Linked DNA regions of Homo sapiens: region 1 is linked to region 2. Evidence: chromatin loops called from intact Hi-C (ENCODE). Cell type or tissue: endothelial cell of umbilical vein. All regions are shown on one strand. Links, peaks and the distances in the headings refer to the core of each region. The heading gives the core; the rest is flanking DNA.

Region 1 (10,360 bases), core at 1,438-9,437, 73 kb after region 2:
TAAATTTTCTTTCTTTTTTTTTTTTGAGACGTGTCTCGCTCTGTCAGCCAGGCTAGAGCGCAGTGGCACAATCTTGGCTCACTGCAAGCTCCACCTCCCGGGTTCACGTCATTCTCCTGCCTCAGCCTCCTGAGTAGCTGGGACTACAGGTGCCCGCCACCACACCCGGCTAATTTTTTGTATTTTTAGTAGAGACGGGCTAACACGGGGTTTCACCGTGTTAGCCAGGATGGTCTCGATCTCCTGACCTCGTGATCCACCCACCTCAGCCTCCCAAAGTGCTGGTATTACAGGCGTGAGCCACCGCACCTGACCTTATTTTATGAATTTTCTACCATTAACTTGTATTATTACTTCTATTACCAGCATAATTAACTTATTATTTTAGTAAACATCCCAGGTACTTTCTCAAAGGCGACTACCCAAATTTGAAATATGTACAATGATTAACTCCTTCTATTTTCAACATCAGGAGAACAGAGATAATAACTACTTCATTACGTTTATTTTTCAGAGATAGTTTTCATTTATTTCCACTTCATGTTTCCCCCTCTTTCATGCTGCCATGAAACACAAACTCTTCTCATTAAAAAAAATGCTTAGCTGGCTTTTGGAACATAATTCTTTCATTAGTGGTAAGTGATCCTTTGGAAGGTTTTAGCTATGTTTTAATTTTTCTAATTTCTTTTGCAGATAAATTATTTTTTAGTAAAATCATTTGTAGCCATTCGTGTTGATACGATTACTCGTGGCTCCTATTACCATTTTTTTTTCTGGGAAATGAGGGTATTCTCTCTAGTTCATAAAATTTACTCTCCTTCAGAAAAAGAAGAAGTAAATGGAGAAGGATGAGAGGATCAAAGAGACCCCAACCCATTCATTAATTTCATTCATTCTTTTATAAAGCTGCATAATACTCCACTCAGACACCATCTGATATAGCTACTCCTCTATTGATGGCTACTTATTTCATTTCCAATCTTTTTTTTTTTTTTGACAGAGTCTCGCTCTGTCGTCCAGGCTGGAATGCAGTGGCGTGATCTCAGCTCACTGCAACCTCTGCCTCCCGGGTTCAAGTGATTCTTGTGCCTCAGCCTCCTTAGCAGCTGGGATTACAAATGCCTGCCACCACAACTGGCTAATTTTTCTATTTTTGTAGAGACGTATTTCGCCATGTTGGCCAGGCTGGTCTCGAACTCCTGACCTCAGGTGATCCATCCACCTTGGCCTCCGGAAGTGCTGGGATTCCAGCGTGAGCCACCCCGCCATTTCCAATGTTTTTGTAATTATAAACACTGCCACAATGAACATACTTGTGCACATGTAAATCCTAAGAAATGAAACTGCTGGGTTCAAGAATATGCACAATTGGCCGGGTATGGTGGCTCACACTTGTAATCCCAGCACTTTGGGGAGGCCGAGGGGGAGCGGATCACAAGGTCAGGAGATTGAGACCATCCTGGCCAACATGGTGAAACCCTGTCTCTACAAAAAATATAAAAATTAGCTGGGTATGGTGGTGCATGCCTGTAGTCCCAGCTACTCGGGAGGCTGAGGCAGGAGAATTGCTTGAACCTGGGAGGCGGAGGTTGTAGTGATGTGAGATCGCGCTAGTACACTCCAGCCTGGCGACAAAGCAAGACATCGTCTCATTAAAAAAAGAAAAAAAAAGTATGCACAATTAAACTTTATTTTATTTATTTATTTATTTTTTTGAGACAGTCTCATTTTCTTGCCAGGTTAGAGTGCAGTGGCGCGATCTCTGTTCACTGCAACCTCCGCCTCCCTGGTTCAAGCGATTCTCCTGCCTCAGCCTCCTGAGTAGCTGGGAATACAGGCATGCACCACCATGCCCAGCTAATTTTTGTATTTTTAGTAGAGATGGGGTTTCACCATGTTGGCCAGGATAGTCTCGATCTCCTGACCTCATGATCCGCCTGTCTCGGCCTCCCAAAGTGCTGGGATTACAGGCGTGAGCCACCGCACCCGGCCACAATTAAACTTTAATAGATACTAACAATTTACCCTCCAAAGTGACCATACCAATTTATACCCCCACCAGCCTTGCTAAAAATATTCTAAGATATTAATTTTATGGATAATAAAACATCCACTGAGACTTCTGAAAAACTTCATATTCAACTCATGTACTTACCCATAGGTTCCTTAATAACACCATAATAATCTGGTGCATCATTAGGGTCTACTGGTTCAAGGAAAGGCCAGGCCATCTTATGGGCCTATAATGAAAAAGCAGCATCATTATTGTCAGTGAAAACACTAATTCCATTTAAGTTTCCTGGTTGAGTTACTACATCAATGAACCCAAAAGTGAGTTTTAAATTTGATACATGAAATATTTTATATTAAGTGATTTCTGCTCTAGTAATAGTTACCTAAGATGAGCTTCCTCTACAATAATGGTACTCAAAGGCTGGTCAGAAGACTTTGTGTTGGGAATGGAGCACAAGCTTAGAAGTCACAAAATCAGTATTCTGGGCCCTACATGATGAGCCGTCACTGAGTGATGCTGGCATTGCAATCGCTTCTGTCAACAGGTGGGATGGGTTCAAAGTGTGGAATCATTACCACAGCTGGTTAATGATGAGGTAGCAGAGACGTGATGTTAGATAACATTCAAGCACACATTGAGACTATGATTCTCTTTTTAGTTACTTCAATTCTTCTGATTATGATAACGACAGGAGAAAGTTTCAATCCAGTGCACTATATCCTTTTATTTCCCCCCACTTTTTTGAGACAGGGTCTCGCTCTGTCATTCAGGCTGGTGTCGAGTGGCGTGATCATAGCTCACTGTAACCTCCTGTGCTCAAGTGATCCTCTCACCTCAGCCTCCCAAGTAGCTGGGATTACAAGTGCGTGCCAACATGTGCAGCTCATTTTTTTTTAATGTTTTGTAGAGGTGGGGGTCTCACTTTGTTGCCCAGGTTGGTCTCTAACTCGTCAACTCAAGTGATCCTCCTGCCCTGGCCTCCCAAAGTGTTGGGATTATAGATGTGAGCAACCACACTGGCTTTCTGTGTCTTCAGTACATCTGTATCACTTGATAATCCTGCAAACCATCCCTATCCTGTTATTCTTTTTGTTCTGAGATGGAGTCTCACACTGTCACCTGGGCTAGAGTGCCGTGGCTCGATCTTGGCTCACTGCAACCTCTGCCTCCCGGGTTCAAGAGATTCTCCTGCCTCAGCCTCCTTAGTAGCTGGGATTACAGGTGTGCACCACCGTACCTGGCTGATTTTTAAAAAATTTTTTTGTAGAGATGGGGTCTCACTTTGCTGCCCAGGTTGGTCTCTAACTCATTGACTCAAGTGATCCTCCTGCCTTGGCCTCCCACAGTGCTGGGATTATAGGTGTGAGCAACCACACTGGCTTTCTATGTCTTCAATATATCTCTATCACTTGCTAATCCTGCAAACCATCTCGATCCCGTTTTTCTTTTTTTTCTGAGACAGAGTCTCACACTGTCACCTGGGCTAGAGTGCCGTGGCTCGATCTTGGCTCACTGCAACCTCCGCCTCCCGGGTTCAAGCTATTCTCCTACCTCAGCCTCCCTAGTAGTTGGGATTACTGGTGCGCCCCACCGCACCTGGCTAATTTTTTGTATTTTTAGTAGAGAGATGGGGTTTCATCCTTTTGGCCAGTCTGGTCTCGAACTCCTGACCTTGTGATCCACCCGCCTCAGCCTCCCCAAGTGCTGGGATTACAGGTGTTAGCCACCACGCCCAGTCCCCTTTTTGTTTTTCATAAGGAAAAGAATAACTATAATCTTTTTTTTTTTTTTTTTTTTTTGCGATGGAGTCTCACACTCTCGCCCAGGTTGGAGTGCAGTGGCGCCATCTCGGCTCACTGCAAGCTCTGCCTCCCGGGTTCATGCCATTCTCCTGCCTCAACCTCCGGAGTAGCTAGGACTACAGGCGCCCGCCACCACGCCCAGCTAATTTTTTGTATTTTTAGTAGAGACGGGGTTTCACCGTGTTAGCCAGGATGGTCTGATCTCCTGACCTTGTGATCCGCCCACCTTGGCCTCCCAAAGTGCTGGGATTACAGGCATGAGCCACCATGCCCGGCCAAGAACAACTATAATCTAATCATACTGCTTCTCAATCCATGGGGGTGAGAGGAAGTCTCCTTAAAAATAAAATGTATAAAGAAGTGAGTCATGTTAACACTCTTGTGAGTGTGAGATAAGCTGACGTGGTGTGGGGATATGGTAAAGCTCATGGCACTGGTACGTGAAGGACTGCAGTTTGTTAGGCACTTCACTAGACTAGCTGGGAGTCAGTAAATAATCATTCTAAGATTGGAAACTTGAAATCCTAGAAATGCTTCCAAAATTATGCTGGCTGATTTCATTTTGAAATGCTGCACACAGAGGGGTCTCACCTGTAAGGAACGGAGCACCCTCTTCAACCCCTCATAATCCTTCTCTGTTAGTGGCGTGAGCACTGTCATGGCATCCTCTGTTGACTGGCACTGTGGACAGACATACTCATCAATGAGCTCTGCCTCACTTTGCAAGATGCCAACGCAGCGCCCATGGTACCAATTCTGACACCGATCACAGCCAATATAAAATCTGCAAGATCCGAAATGGAAATGTGAGTTCAAAACACATGGGATGATGTTACTTATAATAAAGCATGCACCTGAAAATTTGCTAAACCCTGGGATATAAAATAGTTTTAGTATTATGGTTTTAATACTTTCAAGATTGACATTCCAGTTCATTAATTTAGTATTTTTGATGTTAAGAACAAGCAGTAAAAAAATTTATAAGAACACTGTGTAATACTGGAGAACCAATTTAAAGATAAATATGAAACATTCAATTGATTTTAAAGCTGAAAACAAAGCCAAAAATCTTTCAACTAGTACTGTACCATATGGGTGTTCAAAATCCTATAAGCTAATAACAGAGTCTCAGAGCTTGTACCCAAATTAGTGTTTTTCTAACCTACAATAAAGCACCATTTCAAACACTGATAAAGTCCAAACAAGTCAGGCTATTTTAATCTCATTAATTTCTATGTTACATATTGAAGAATCAAATCTACCATTAAACCACATTTTCCCCAATGTGTCTCAAACATTCACTATGAAGCAAGATAAATTTTGAAGGGTAGGTAAAAAGGGAAAAAGAGAAAAATGAAAAGGAATTTGTAATGTAAGTGTATAATAAATGTAGAAAAAAATCTGCTTTTTATTTTAAAATAAATAAGTAACCAGTCAGAGCAATTTGGCTTCCTAAATTATTAAATATGATGCTCTTATCAGAACTCACTGTGACTCATCATAAGGTGTTCTGCAGATACAGTACAATTCCTCACTGCTGCCCTCTTGTGCCCGTTTACAATCATTACAGATGTACACATCCATTTTCTTAGCCTCCTTTTCTGTGATGCCAACACATTCTCCATGATACCAGTTAGTACAAAGATCACAGCCAATATAGAACCTAAAAGTATTCACAATGAAAATGACAATGTAATTGTCATTTTGAGCTGCATGGTACTTAAATCTGTCTTCCCTGCCTTGATTCACTTTTTTACAGTGTAACTTCCTGCAATGAGTCAGCTAAACATTTCTGAATCCAACCATTCTACTCCTGGCAAACTCCAGTATCTGATGCTCTATCACATGTGGAAACATAAAGTCACTCACATCAGTTTCAACAAGTACACTGCTTAGTGAAATATGGGTCTTTAAAAACATACTGGAATTTGAAAAAAGAAACAACACATTGATGGTAATGTCTTCCTCTGAATGAATGTGTGTAAAACTGTAACAGGCACAAAAACCAAAGCCAAAGAATCAAAGACTTACATCTGTCAAACCTATTCCACAGAAGCCATTTCAATATCAGGGCTATTTCTTAGATAGGTTTGAAAATGTATCTCACAATTTAAATTTGAAAACAAAGCAAAGCGCAAACACCAAGTAGAAGTTACACTACAAGGAACATGCAGGTCAGCCAGGTGTAGAAGATAAATGGTCAAAATATGATATGAAGAAGAAAACTAAGAAAGTACATAGAGTAATTCAATCTCTACCAGGTTTTCTGAATAAACATTGGAATTTAATCGAATTAAAAATAACCTCTCATAATGGAATATGGCACGGGCCAGTTTTCCTGTTAATATAATGTTTGTGACAATGTGGGCAGTGGCCTGGCTAACTAACGGGCAGGGAACGTGGAAGGAGATGCTTCAGTTCAACACCGGGGACAAGGTGTGGAGAATGATGCAAGGATAGTTATCCAAAGCCTGTGAGGGTCTACACTGCTTGGCAAGGGGGAGCTGTGTAAATGTGTGATTGTGGAGAGCAGAGTGGCCTCTGTAACAAAAGACCTAATGACAAAAGGAAAAGTAAATGTAACAAACGCTTACACAGTGTGTCTATAAGTGTTGATAGGCACTGTGTAGGAACACCATGTCAAAGTCATAGTGAGAATTACCATGAATCACAGGGAACCAGACTGGCCTTGCTGATACCATTGGCACTCTTAGTTCTACCAAGGCATTTCTTGGCAGATTCACCTAGAGGAATGGAAGTCGTCCTCAAGCTTCAAATTGACCTGCTTCATGAATGTGAAGGAATAATATATGGTTATGTAGTTTATCCTGTTACCACTAACTTTTTTCTTTTTTTCTTTTGTCTCGCTGTATAGCCCAGGCTGCAGAGCAGGGGCAGGATCACGGCCCCCTGCAGCCTGGACCTCCCAGGCTCATGTGATCCTCCCACCTCAGCCTCCCGAGTAGCTGGGGCTATAGGCATGCGCCACCAGGCCCGGCTTTTTTTCTTTTCTTTTTTTTTTTTGACAGAGCTTTGCTCTGTCTCCCAGGCTGGAGTACAGTGGCATGATCTCGGCTCACTGCAACCTCAGTCTCCCGGGTTCAAGCGATTCTCCTGACTCGGCCTCCCGAGTAGCTGGGATTACAGGTGTGTGCCACCACATCTGGCTAATTTTTGCATTTTTAGTAGAGACAGGGTTTTGCCATGTTGGCCAGGCTGATCTCGAACTCCTGACCTCAGGTGATCCGTCCACCTCGGCCTCCCAAAGTGTTGGGATTACAGGCATTAGCCACCACGCCTGGCCAATTTTTTGTACAGACGGGGTCTCTCTATGTTGCCCAGACTGGTCTCAAACACCTGGGCTCAAGTGATCCTCCCACTTCGGCCTCCCAAAGTGCTGAGATTACAGGTATGAGCCACGGTGCCCAGCACTTTTTTCTTTTGAACTATGACTCTCACATGATTTTCACTGCCACAGGTGGGGGTCCTCTGAGATAGTTTGTGTGTTATCTCCACAGGGTGATAGGCTGTGTTCTGGAAGGATGTTCAGGACTTGAATTTCAGTTTTCAGTCACTCTCACTGGATTCCCAAACCAGCCTAGTTTGGGACAAGAGATTACGAAACACTCCTTAGAAACACTAACTCATCTCAACTAAAATAGGGAGTGAATGAACCTGGTATACTAAAGTGTTAATAATGACAAAATGAAAAATATAAAATAACACAAAATAATGAGGCAATCTCGATGGAATGGGCACATGTATCTGTGTGCCTCATTTTATGCAATGTAGGTATTTCAAAGAAGTTGTGTGTGAAATCAATTTCTGTGATCTGAATACTCTAAACAGGCCAAAGAAGCCTTGTTATTTAAAGAAATTCTGTAAACAAATCTTTTTAACTGAAAAAGTAAGGAAACTCCTGTTTCAGAAATCATTTAGTATATTTTGCTTAAAGTGAGGCACACTTGTATTAAACTAAAGTAAAAAAAAATCAGTGAATCACGTTCTACTGTTTACATTATGTATAATTTCCAATGAGATAAGATAATGAAAAGTGAAGATGCCTAAATTGATTTCTGTTTAATTCAGCACACAGCTCAATCTGCCAACAAAGAGTTTTCATTTGGCATTTGCAAACAGATTATCATTTAGATAGCACCACCAAAGCAGCTTCAATGTTGCAACTTGAACATCATTAAAGGGACCACAATTTTATTTTAGGAATCAATTAGGTATCCACTTAAGGTAGGCATTAAGCATTCCTAATTCTAATTAATTGATTCTAAATGATCAGTTTTTAAAGCACAATCAGACTTTTTGGTCCTGTAAAAAGTATGGTGGTTAACTGTGGCTTTAAAAAGCTGGACTACATTTTAATGTTCAAAGTAGAAGTTAAATATTTTGTAAAATGATAGTAATGACCAAAAAAATGAAACTACATTTACGGTTTAGTGCCTCTATAATCTTGTTTATATCACCAAATACAAGTCACAACTGTCAAAAACAGCTTCCAGCTGCCAAACTGTTGGACGTTATGCTTGAGGAATGGGGGAAAGGAACACTTTTTGTATTTTTCTGGCTTTTGTCTCTGATAAGAAAGTGGAAACTTTGACAAAAATATGAGTTGCAGTATTTTAATACAAAAAAAAACAACTGCTTAAAATAAAACAATTAAGAAACCGAACCACTCAAATTCAAAACCTCTGACCATTCATGTTCAACTGGTTTCCAGGATTTCATGTATTCGCAGGGCTTTGAACAGATCCCAGAAAGGATGCTCTCCATTTTGGGCAACAGTAATACACCTCCTTCTCCAGACATCAATTACTCACTGATTTGGAGTTAATTCAGAGGGAAGAAGAGAAAGCAAAGGAGCAACAGAAAGCTTGTTTTTGACAGAAAAGAATATAACAAAGGACAATCACAAACACGTGAAATAGCAAATTTTACTTTACTAGCGTCAATGGTAAGAATATCACATGCAAGACCATGGATGAAACATTACTCTTAAATTTAATATTTTCATTTATATCACTCCCAAAATATTCATTTTCTTCAAAATCCAATTTAATAGCTAAACTTTCAAGACAAAAAACTAGAGCTCAAAAAGATCTACTCACTTAGATTCATCATAAGGCGTTTTACAGATACAGTAAAGCTTTGTGTCCTTCTTAGTTTCCTTTGAGGTAGTAGAGATCATTTTCTTTTTCTTGGACTTTGAGCTGGAGTCTTTTTCCTCTTCCCGCTTCCTCTTCTGGGAAGCAGCAGGTAAGGTGGGCGTGGACAGAAGGCCTGTGTGTTGCACAGCAGGTGGAGGGGGAGGTGAAGGTGGAGGGGCTGGAGGGGCTGGAGGAGCTGGTGTCACTGGGGGGCAGGGTGCAGCTACTGCTGTGGCCTGAGCCAACTGCATCAGGTCTTTTTCTTTCTTAATTTTCAGGTCTCTCTTCAGCTCTTCCTGTTATCAATTAAAGACAATACAAGACTATCATTAGAGTCATGTAAATGTGTGATCTGGCCAGAAGATGGTACACTACCCACTCTTGTCAAAGTAGCTCCACAGTTCAGCCTAACGTGAGAGTTTTAGTTAGTTGCAAACAAGAGTTTTCTTATATCTTAAACCCAACTAAGACAACTAGAAACAAAATGAAGACTAGGTAAGAACAACTAGAAAGCTGCTAGTTATCTTCAAAGGAGAGCTGACTGAAAGATGAGCCAAGTGGCTAGGAAGAGCGTCCCTCCTGGCTTGCCCCTGTCCCATCTGGGCTCTTTCTGTGGTTGCTCAGAAGGTGATTTCAAGCATCCTCTCTCACTGGCTGCTTTCTTCTAGTTGCTCTTGCTCTCTGTCCTTACAGTGAGACTGGACATGAACTGGCCTTGAGACTCAAAATGTGGTCTGACCAGCATAAAGCAGAAAAGAGGCAGATTTGCCTTATTTATTATGATGCTCCTATGTCTAGAATTTCAGACTGCAGGGAGAGTAGTGCAACATAACGCACTATTTTCTTTTTTTAAAAGATAACTTTCTTTTCATATATATATTTTTTGAGATGCAGTTTCGCTCTTGTCAATGGTGCAATCTCAGCTCACTGCAACTTATGTCTCCTGGGTTCAGGCAATTCTCCTGCCTCAGCCTCCCAAGTAGCTGGGATTACAGGCGTGCAACACCACACCCAGCTAATTTTTTTGTATTTTTAGTAGAAACGGGGTTTCGCCATGTTGGCCAGGCTGGTTGCAAACTCCTGACCTCAGGTGATCCACCCGCCTCGGCCTCCCAAAGTGCTTTGTTGCCTAGGCTGGAGTGCAGTGGCACAATCTCAGCGCACTCCAACCTCCCCACCTCCTGGGTTCAAGTGATTCTCCTGCCTCAGCCTCCCAACTAGCTAGGATTACAGGCACCCACCACCATACCCAGCTAATTTTTTGTATTTTTAGTAGGGACAGAGTTTCATTATGTTGGCTAGGCTGGTGTTGAACTCCTGACCTCAGGCAATCCACCCACCTTAGACTTCCAAAGTCCTGGGATTACAGGTGTGAGCCACACTGC
Region 2 (8,977 bases), core at 1-8,000:
GAGTCTCAAGTTATGGAGTATCCAAGTGTTTTGTCGCTAAAAAAGGCAGCTTTGAACAATTTTAAAAAATGAACGAGAAGGACAGGCATGGTGGCTCACACCTGTAAGCCTAGCACTTTGGGAGGCTCAGGAGGGAGGATGGCTTGAGCTCAGGTGAGACCAGCCTGAGCAACACAGTGAGACCTCCCAACAAAAAAAAAAAAAAAAAAAAAATATCCAGGCATGGTGGTGTTTGCCTGTCGCCATACAAGACCTTGTCTCAAAAATCAAGAATCAGAGCAGACTGAAGATTATTTCTACGTTAGTCTCAATCACTTGCATTCAGATATACTTTGAGGGAGAAAGACATGAAGTCATAGGCAACGTTCTGAGGATTTTCTTTTCTTTTTTTTTTTGAGACGGAGTTTCACTCAATCCCCAGGCTGGAGTGCAGTGGCATGATCTTGGCTCACCACCACCTCCGCCTCCTGGGTTCAAGCGATTCTCCTGCCTCAGCCTCCCAAGTACCTGAGATTATAGGCATGCGCCACCATGCCTGGCTAATTTTTTTTTTTTGTATTTTTAGTAGAGACGGGGTTTCTCCATGTTGGTCAGGCTGGTCTCGAACTGCCAACCTCAGGTGATCCACCTGCCTCAGCCTCCCAAAGTGCTGGAATTACAGGCATGAGCTACCATGCCCGACTTTTTTTTTTGGAGACAGAGTTTTGCTCTTCTTGCCCAGGCTGGAGTGCAATGGCGTGATCTCGGCTCACCACCGCCTCCACCTCCCGGGTTCAAGCGATTCTCCTGCCACAGCCTCCTGAGTAGCTGGGATTACAGGCATGCGCCACGATGCCCAGCTAATTTTGTATTTTTAGTAGAGATGGAGTTTCTCCATGTTGGTCAGGCTGGTCTCAAACTCCCGACCTCAGGTGATCCACCTGCCTCGGCCTCCCAAAGTAATGGGATTACAGGTGTGAGCCACCACACCCGGCCGAGGATTTTCATATCTAATTTTATAATCTACATATTTCCACGGTTAAGTGTTGCTGCAAATATAAATGGTTTATGTTTGGCTGGGCGAAGTGGCTCGCGCCTGTAATCCCAGCACTTTGGGAGGCCGAGGCGGGTGGATCACCTGAGGTCAGGAGTTCGAGACCAGACTGGGAAACACGGTGAATCCCCGTGTCTACTAAAAATGCAAAAATTAGCTAGACATCGTGGTGATCCCCTGTGATCCCAGCTACTTGGGAGGCTGAGGCAGGAGAGTCACTTGAACCCAGGAGACGGAGGCTGCAGTCAGCCAAGATCGTACCACTGCACTCCAGCCTGGGCAACAAACCAAGGTTTTGTCTCAAAACAAAAAAAAAAGGAAGCATATTGTGAGAAAAACATGTAGGAAAGGGCCCAGATGAAAGATAAATTTGAAAATCTAAGTTAAGTCTACTTTATGGAAGGCCTTCATAGAGTAGGGATTTCTTAGAGACAGGGTCTCACTGTCACCCAGCATGGGGTGCAGTGGTGCAATCACAGCTCACTGCAGCCTCAAAATCCCGGGCTCAAGTGATTCTTCTGTCTCAGCCCCCTGAATACCTAGGACTAAAGGCCGGCGCCACCACACCCAGCTAACTTTACTTTTTATAGAGACGAGGTCTTCCTATGTTGCCTAGGCTGGGCTCAAACTCCTGGCCTCCAGTGATCCTCCCATTTCAGCTTCCCAAAGTGTTGGAATTACAGGCATGAACCACCATGCCCAGCTGGAGTATGGATTTATTTTATTTTTATTTTTTTCCTTGAGACGGAGTTTCACTCTTGTTGCACAGGCTGGAGTGCAATGGCATGATCTTGGCTCACTGCAACCTCCACCTCCCAGGTTCAAGCAATTTGGAGTATGGATTTTAAGGAGCGAAAACACAGGTCTAAAGCAGTACTTCAGGAAAAATTTCAGGAAAATAGTATATGGCATAAAGAAGGATATGATAAATTAGGAGGCTACTGTAAATATTTCAGAAGGAAAGTCCTGAACAAAGCTGGTGACAAATACAAAAACATAGAGAATACCAAAAAAGGCAGAAATAAACCAAAAACGGGAAGGGCCTGGTGGCTCACGCTTGTAATCCCAGCACTTCTGGAGACCAAGGCAGGCATATCACGAGGTCATGAGTTCAAGACTAGCCTGGCCAACATGGTGAAACCCCGCCTCTACTAAAAATACAAAAACAGGCCGGGCAGTGGCTCACGCCTGTAATCCCAGCACTTTGGGAGGCTGAGGCGGGTGGATCACGAGGTCAGGAGATCGAGACCATCCTGGCTAACATGTTGAAACACCGTCTCTACTAAAAATACAAAAAATTAGCCAGACAGGGTGCGGGCGCCTGTAGTCCCAGCTACTTAGGAGGCTGAGGCAGGAGAATGGCGTGAACCCGGGAGATGGAGCTTGCAGTGAGCGGAGATCGCACCACTGCACGCTAGCCTGGGCGACAGAGCAAAACTCTGTCTCAAAGAAACAAAAACAAAAAAATACAAAAACTAGCCAAGCGTGGTGATGCGCACCCATAATCCCAGCTACTCAGGAGGCTGTGGCAGGAGAATTGCTTGAACCCATGAGGCAGAGGTTGCAGTGAGCCGATTGTGCTGCTGCACTCCAGCCTGAGCAACAGAGCAAGACTCCATCTCGGGGGAAAAAAAAAAAAAAGAAGAAATAAACCAGAAACTGGCTGGCTCTGGACACACTGGTCAGGCCAAGGTACCCAGCTAGTAGCTAGAAATGCAGGGAAGTCTGAAGGAAGGTCAGAGCTAAAGGAAGATCCTAAATCAGCTTCAGTGGATTACAGAAGGCAGGAAAGAAGACAATTACTAATTGCAAACAGAGAAAAAGATGTTCACAGATAGTTAAAACCGTTAAGACTAGAAATGTTAAGTTTACTTGAATTTCTAAGAAAAGTCCCTACTGATTTTCTGGATTTCACGTAACTCATAAACTAAAATACATTTTTTACCTGGTTGTTGCGGTTTTCCTGCAGCGGAGAAGTAGCATCATCAGGAAATGAGCTTACATTTCTCCTCTTCAGCATCTGGTCATCCTTCTTAGCTTTCCTCAGCTCCACATTGACCTCTATTCTGCGACGCCTCATTTCCTTGAGAAAAGATAACATGCCGTTTCACCTATCACACCAGTTTTTGTTGCTAAGTGAGGGCATTTTTTTTTTAAATACCTCAGTTTTCACCCCTTTCCAAATGTCTTCCCATTTAAATACCACCACAGGAAAGCAACAGAAGGTACTCACTGTACTGTCTTTTCCCTTGTTCTTGAATCTGTGAAGACGGGCAGCTGGTGTATTAGCATTCTCGTTGGTGGACATGGTTATGAGACAAAGGGAGAAAGCTAAAAGATGGGGGAAGAGAAAAATATTTCCTTTATCATTTTCCTTTGTCAATAATAGTACCAAATAAGAACTGAATTATCAAGCATCTACTGAATCCACACCTGTATACTAGAGGGGGGATCATCATGTTTTCGGCACTATGAAATAGCTTTACCCAAAGGGGAAGTGTCCCCCTTCCCTCTAAAGGGCTGAGACTTCCTGGAGAGGGCTCTCCATCAGAAATAGAATGCAAGCTATATAAATTGAAACTTCCTAGTAGCCATATTTTTAAAAAGGAGAAAAGAAACAAGTGAAACTAATTTTAATAATGTATTTTACTTAACCCAACATATCCAAATAGTATTTCAACGTGTTATCAATATATAAAATAACTGACATCTTCTACATTCTTTTTCCATACTCCATCTTTGAAATCTTTTGTGTACTTTAAGCTTACAGCGTATTTCAATTTGGACTAGCCACATGTATCCACCGTTTCTGACAGCCTAGTTCGATACTCCAGAGTCCCTAATAGTTAATTCAAGACAAAGTAGGGGAACCAAGTCAACTTACAGCTAAAAATTATGTGCCAGGGCAATAAATTCAGATCCTCAGGAGGCTCTCCCTATTTTACTGTCTTTACTTGGCCAAAATAGGTGCAGACTCGAAAATTAAATAAAAATTTGCTTCATCATTACATTATGGTCAACATTAAAAATGCAGTGCCGCATCTCGCATATTTGATTTGCATTTCCAGAGACTAGGAGTGAATGCGCTTAATTAGGATGACATCAGCTGTGCGTCATTCAGAAGATGACAAAAGTCAAAGCCCTCCTTACAATTTGCTATCTTTGCTTTCATTACGCTCGCCTACGACTTGGTGGCAGAGCCACCCCCGGGGCCTAGGTGTCAGAGACGGTGCTCCCAACTGCCACCCCCAGCCCCTGCCCCCACGCCGGGGAAGATGCAACGAGAAAGGAGGAGGCGAAACCAGGGCCGCCACAAGTCCTCCCGGGACATTCGCCCTCAAGCCTGGCTCGCTCCGATTCTCCCGGCCGCGACGCGTTAAGGCCTCCGCTGCCGTTTGCAGAGCGTCGGCGCCCTAAACCCGCAGACCCCGCGAAACTCAGCCGCCTGGTCAATGAACGTCGCCCCCGAGGCCTAGTCAACGCGGGAGGCAGAGCCAGGCTCGGCGTGGACCCGGGGCCTCCCTCCCCCAACCCAAAAGGCGAACGCCGCCCACGGGCAAGCCGTTAGCGCTCGGGCCGGGCCGCCGCCTGAGTCTGTACCTGCGAAGCGGGCCTGGGCTTCCACGGGAGGCGATGCGGGGGGAATCAGCGGCTGTAGGGCGACTGCGTTCAAAGGGTCCACCTCGACTCAGCTCAAAGACCGTGTGGCTCGTGCAGCCGGCCGGCGCGATTTAAATTTCCCGGTGACTCCGCATTCCGATTGGCTGGTTCGAGCCTAAGCTGTGTGCCCATTGGTGGATTTGAAAAACACGTTGGGAGGGGAGGGAGTCATAGGGCTTGGGGGCGAGTGGGAGGGGGGAAAGAAAAAAAAAAAAAGAGGATGGCATCGCGAGATGAGGGAGCGGCCGGGCGGTGAGGGAGCGGCCGGGCGGTGAGGGAGCGGCCGGGCGGTGAGGGAGCGGCCGGGCGGTGAGGGAGCGGCCGGGCGGTCCCTGAGCGCCTGGCGGGGCGGAGCGGGAGGACTCCAGATCCCGTCAAGCAGCGCGAAGGGGCGGTTCCCTGGGCCGTTCGTGTTTCCATAGGGTTGAAGCGTGCATGGTCCTTGGGCGTTTTCCTGGGCGACAGCCTTAAACAAATACCACAAAATGATTCTCTAAGTCATTATTTTAAAAACTTTGTTGTTGATCTTCATGAAAATAAAAAAATTCTAATTAGTAAATAAGTAATCTTTATAGAAAAACATATTGCTTTGCATTTTTTTCCTATTATGACACCCAAAGTACTCGGCGGGGGTTTCTGGCTACTATGGGAGGGAAGATTTGTGTTATATTTTTTAGTTTAGTTTTTTTTTAATTGCATCATAAAAGACTGTATAGAAGCCGCAAATATGGAAACAAAAGGTTTCTTATGCCTGTTTCTCCAAAAACTCAAGTTTTTTATTTTTAAATAATTTCAAATGCAGCAGAATTGCAAATCTTTATCCAGATTTGCCAAATCTTAACATTTTGCCACATTTGCTATTGCTTTCTCTATACATATATATGTATACATATGCACGCGTGTACATATGTGTGATTTTAATATGTTACTTTAAGAGAAAGTTTCAGAATCATGTCCTTTTTCCTCTGTTTCACGGTGTCTCTCCTAAGAAAAGACATTCTCTTATATAACCACACTGCAGTCATCAAATTCAGAAAAACTGAAATTTCATGCTGTTGTTTAGTATGTAGTGTGTGTTCAAGTTTTTTCAATTGTTATAGTAACATTCTATGCTCATTACACATTTCTGAATTTTGCATTTTTTGCCATATGCTCAAACGAACAAACAAAACAAAGATGGTCAACAGAGCATCAGGATTCTGGGCCATTTTTGTTTCTGCAATTTTTTTGTGTTCTAAAAGATTACATTTTAGAAAAGTTTTCATGGTTTATTTCTTACTATAAATAAATTCAAACAGCAAGTTTGTCCATTTTTGCAGGCATTAATGCCAGCCTCATTCATCGTAAAGCCAGAGTTCATAAAGGGTTGGACCTACTCTTAATCAGCATAATCCCATCCCCCTAAATGCAAGAATGTGGAAGGAATTCACCCCTAAACCAATCACTGTGTGGCATTCTCTCAGCTACTGAGAATGGTTCAGGGGCAGGCACATGACCTAAATTCATCCAGTTGGACAGCCTCTGCCTTTTGTTTACTGGTTGGAGGTAGGAAAGCAGCCTCTGTTCTTCTGAACTAAGGGATGTGAGTCCTAGAAATCTGAATAAGAAAACTGTAGGGAAACCTTGAGAGGTCTGACCTGCTCTATCTCTGAAGGTTTGCAGGTAGGAGATCCGATACACATTTCTTTTGTATTGTCAAGTTGAGTTTCTTCTCTTTTTTTTTTTCTTTTTTTTCTTTTCTTTGAGACAGGGTCTAGCTCTGTCGCCCAGGCTGGAGTGGAGTGGCACGATCTCAGCTCACTGCGACCTCTGCCTCCTGGGCTGAAGCCATCCTCCCACCTCAGCCTCCCAAATAGCTGGGACTATAGGTACACACCACCACGTCCAGCTAATTTTTGCATTTTTTGTAAAGACAGGGTTTCACTATTTTGCCCAAGCTGGTCTCGAAGTCCTGAGCTCAAGCAATCCACCCACCTCAGCCTCCCAAAGTGCTGGAATTATAGGCCTGACCACCATACCAAGCCAAGTTGAGTTTCTTTTGCTTGAAAATACTGACTACTATGTGCCCAGAAGTGTTCTGAGTGTTTACCATATATTAATACACTTGATCTTCACAACTGTGAGGTAGTACTGTTATTTGCTCTATTTCACAAAAGAGAGCACTGAATCACAAGTGTTTATGTAACTTGTTCCAGGGTCACACAGCCAGTAAATGGCAAAGACAGGATTCAGCCATAAGCAGTCTGGTTCCAGGATCTGTGTTCTGAACCACTATTCTGTACTTGCACCTAAAAACAACCTGAAACAGAAGTATAATGCCCAAAATTGCCTTTGAAAGATACGATATCGTCGGGCACAGTGGCTCACACCTGTAATCCTAGCACTTTGGGAGGCTGAGGTGGGCAGACCACCTGAGGTCAGGAGTTCAAGACCAGCCTGGCCAACAAAGGGAAACCCTGTCTCTACTAAAACATACAAAAAATTAGCTGGGCGTGGTGGCAAGCACCTGTAACCCCAGCTACTTGGGAGGCTGAGGCAGGAGAATTGCTTGAATCTGGGAGGCAGAGGTTGCAGTGAGCCGAGATCACACCATTGCACTCCAGCCTGGACAACAAGAGCGAAACTCCATTTCAAAAAAAAAGACTAGCCTGTCCAACATGGCAAAACCCTGTCTCTACTAAAAAATATAAAAAATTAGGCAGGTGTGGTAACACACACCTGTGGTCCCAGCTACTCAGGAGGCTAAGATACAAGCATCACTTACACCTGGGAGGTAGAGGTTGCAGTAAGCTGAGATGGTGCCACTGCACTACAGCCCAGGCGACAATGCAAGACGCCGTCTCAAAAAAAAAAAAAAAAGTCCTATCATTTATGACCAAGTTTTAGCTGATGTGTTAGTCCACTAGCATAGTCCGCTTAGGTTACCATAACAAAGTACTACAGGCTGGGAGGCTTAGATAACAAACATTTATTTTTCTCACATTTCTGGATCACGAAATCTGAAATAAGGGTGCCAGAGTGGTCAGTTTCCAGGAAGGGCCCCCCTCTTTGGCGTCCAGATGACCATCGCCTAATTGTGTGCTAGCATGATCTCTTCATTTTAGCACAGAGAAGGGAGAGTGAAAGCTCTCTGGTGTCTCTTCTTTTTTTTTTTTTTTTAGATGGAGTCTCGCCCTGTCACCCAGGCTGGAGTGCAATGGCGCGATCTCAGCTCACTGCAACCTCTGCTTCCTGGTTTCAAGTGATTTTCCTGCCTCAGCCTCCCAAGTAACTGGGATTACAAGTGCATGCCACCACACCTGGCTCATTTTTGTATTTTTAGTAGAGATGGGGTTTCACCATGTTGGCCAGGCTGGTCTTGAACTCCTGACCTCATGATCCACCCACCTCAGCCTCCCAAAGTGCTTGGATTACAGGCATGAGCCACTGCGCCCGGCCTGATGGCTCTTTTTATAAGGACACTAATCTCATCATGAGGGCCCCACCCTCATGAATTCATCTCAACCTCCCAGAGGCCCCATTTCCAAATACTATCATACTGGGAGTTAGGTTTTCAACATATGAATTTTTGAGGGGGATGCAAACATTCAGTTCTTAATATCCATTCACCAGCCTGGGCAACATAGCGAGATGCCCTCCTCCAAACCACCATCTCTACAAAAATTAAAAAAAAAAAAAAAATTAGCAGAGGCTGGGAGCAGTGGCTAACGCCTGTAATCCCAACACTTTGGGAGGCCGAGGCAGGTGGGTCACTTGAGGTCAGGAGTTCAAGACCAGCCCAGCCAACATGGTAAAACCCTGTCTCTACTGAAAATACAAAAATTAGCCAAGCGCGGTGGCTCGTGCCTGTAGTCCCAGCTACTCGGGAGGCTGAGGCACAAGAATCGCTCGAACGCAGGGGCAGAGGTTGCAGTGAGCTGAGATTGTGCCACTGCACTCCAGCTTGAGCAACAGAGTGACACTCTGTCTAAAAAAATAAATAAATAAAAATAAAAAATTAGCCAAGCATGTTGGTATATGCCTGTAGTCCCCGCTACTTGGGAGGCTGAGGTGGGAGGATGGCTTGAGCCTGGGAGGTGGAGGCTGCATTGAGCCGAGATTGTACCACTGCATTCCAGCCTAGGTGGCAGAGTGAGATGCTGTCTCAAAAAAAAAAAAAAAAAAAAATCCATTCAGATTATCTTCCTTCAAAATATGAATGTTGAGTTAAAACATGCAAAGAAAGAAAGAAAGGGGCCTGGAGCTGAGCTGGCTGAAAGACATAGGACCACCAGCTACTGAGGC

The links. Peaks named below come from ENCODE experiments on the same cell type or tissue, not always from the same donor. Only the 100,000 strongest peaks of a DNase experiment are listed, where the experiment ranks them.
Region 1: it touches region 2 in a loop (12-fold over the local background); 3 of 110 quality-filtered maps call a loop at or near these places.

What each region holds. Positions count from the first base shown.
Region 1 is chr17:67,958,452-67,968,811 of GRCh38, reverse strand. It overlaps BPTF (bromodomain PHD finger transcription factor), which reads right to left. Exons shown (of 28, transcript NM_182641.4): 24 at 8,937-9,271; 25 at 4,408-4,600; 26 at 2,156-2,240. Among named protein-coding and RNA genes, the nearest start is that of C17orf58, 33 kb to the left of the region's middle. In endothelial cell of umbilical vein, for the core only: a CTCF peak has its summit at 5,381 (motif pointing left); a DNase peak (open chromatin) is centred at 5,381; H3K27ac peaks cover 422 bases.
Region 2 is chr17:68,031,497-68,040,473 of GRCh38, reverse strand. It overlaps KPNA2 (karyopherin subunit alpha 2), which reads right to left and starts at 4,739. Exons shown (of 11, transcript NM_002266.4): 1 at 4,634-4,739; 2 at 3,267-3,364; 3 at 2,979-3,116. The coding sequence starts at 3,341. RefSeq lists enhancers at 4,207-4,426, 4,446-4,993 and a silencer at 4,957-5,006. In endothelial cell of umbilical vein, for the core only: no CTCF peak of the experiment used is centred there; DNase peaks (open chromatin) are centred at 4,213, 4,853 and 6,163; H3K4me3 peaks cover 1,867 bases; H3K27ac peaks cover 1,789 bases.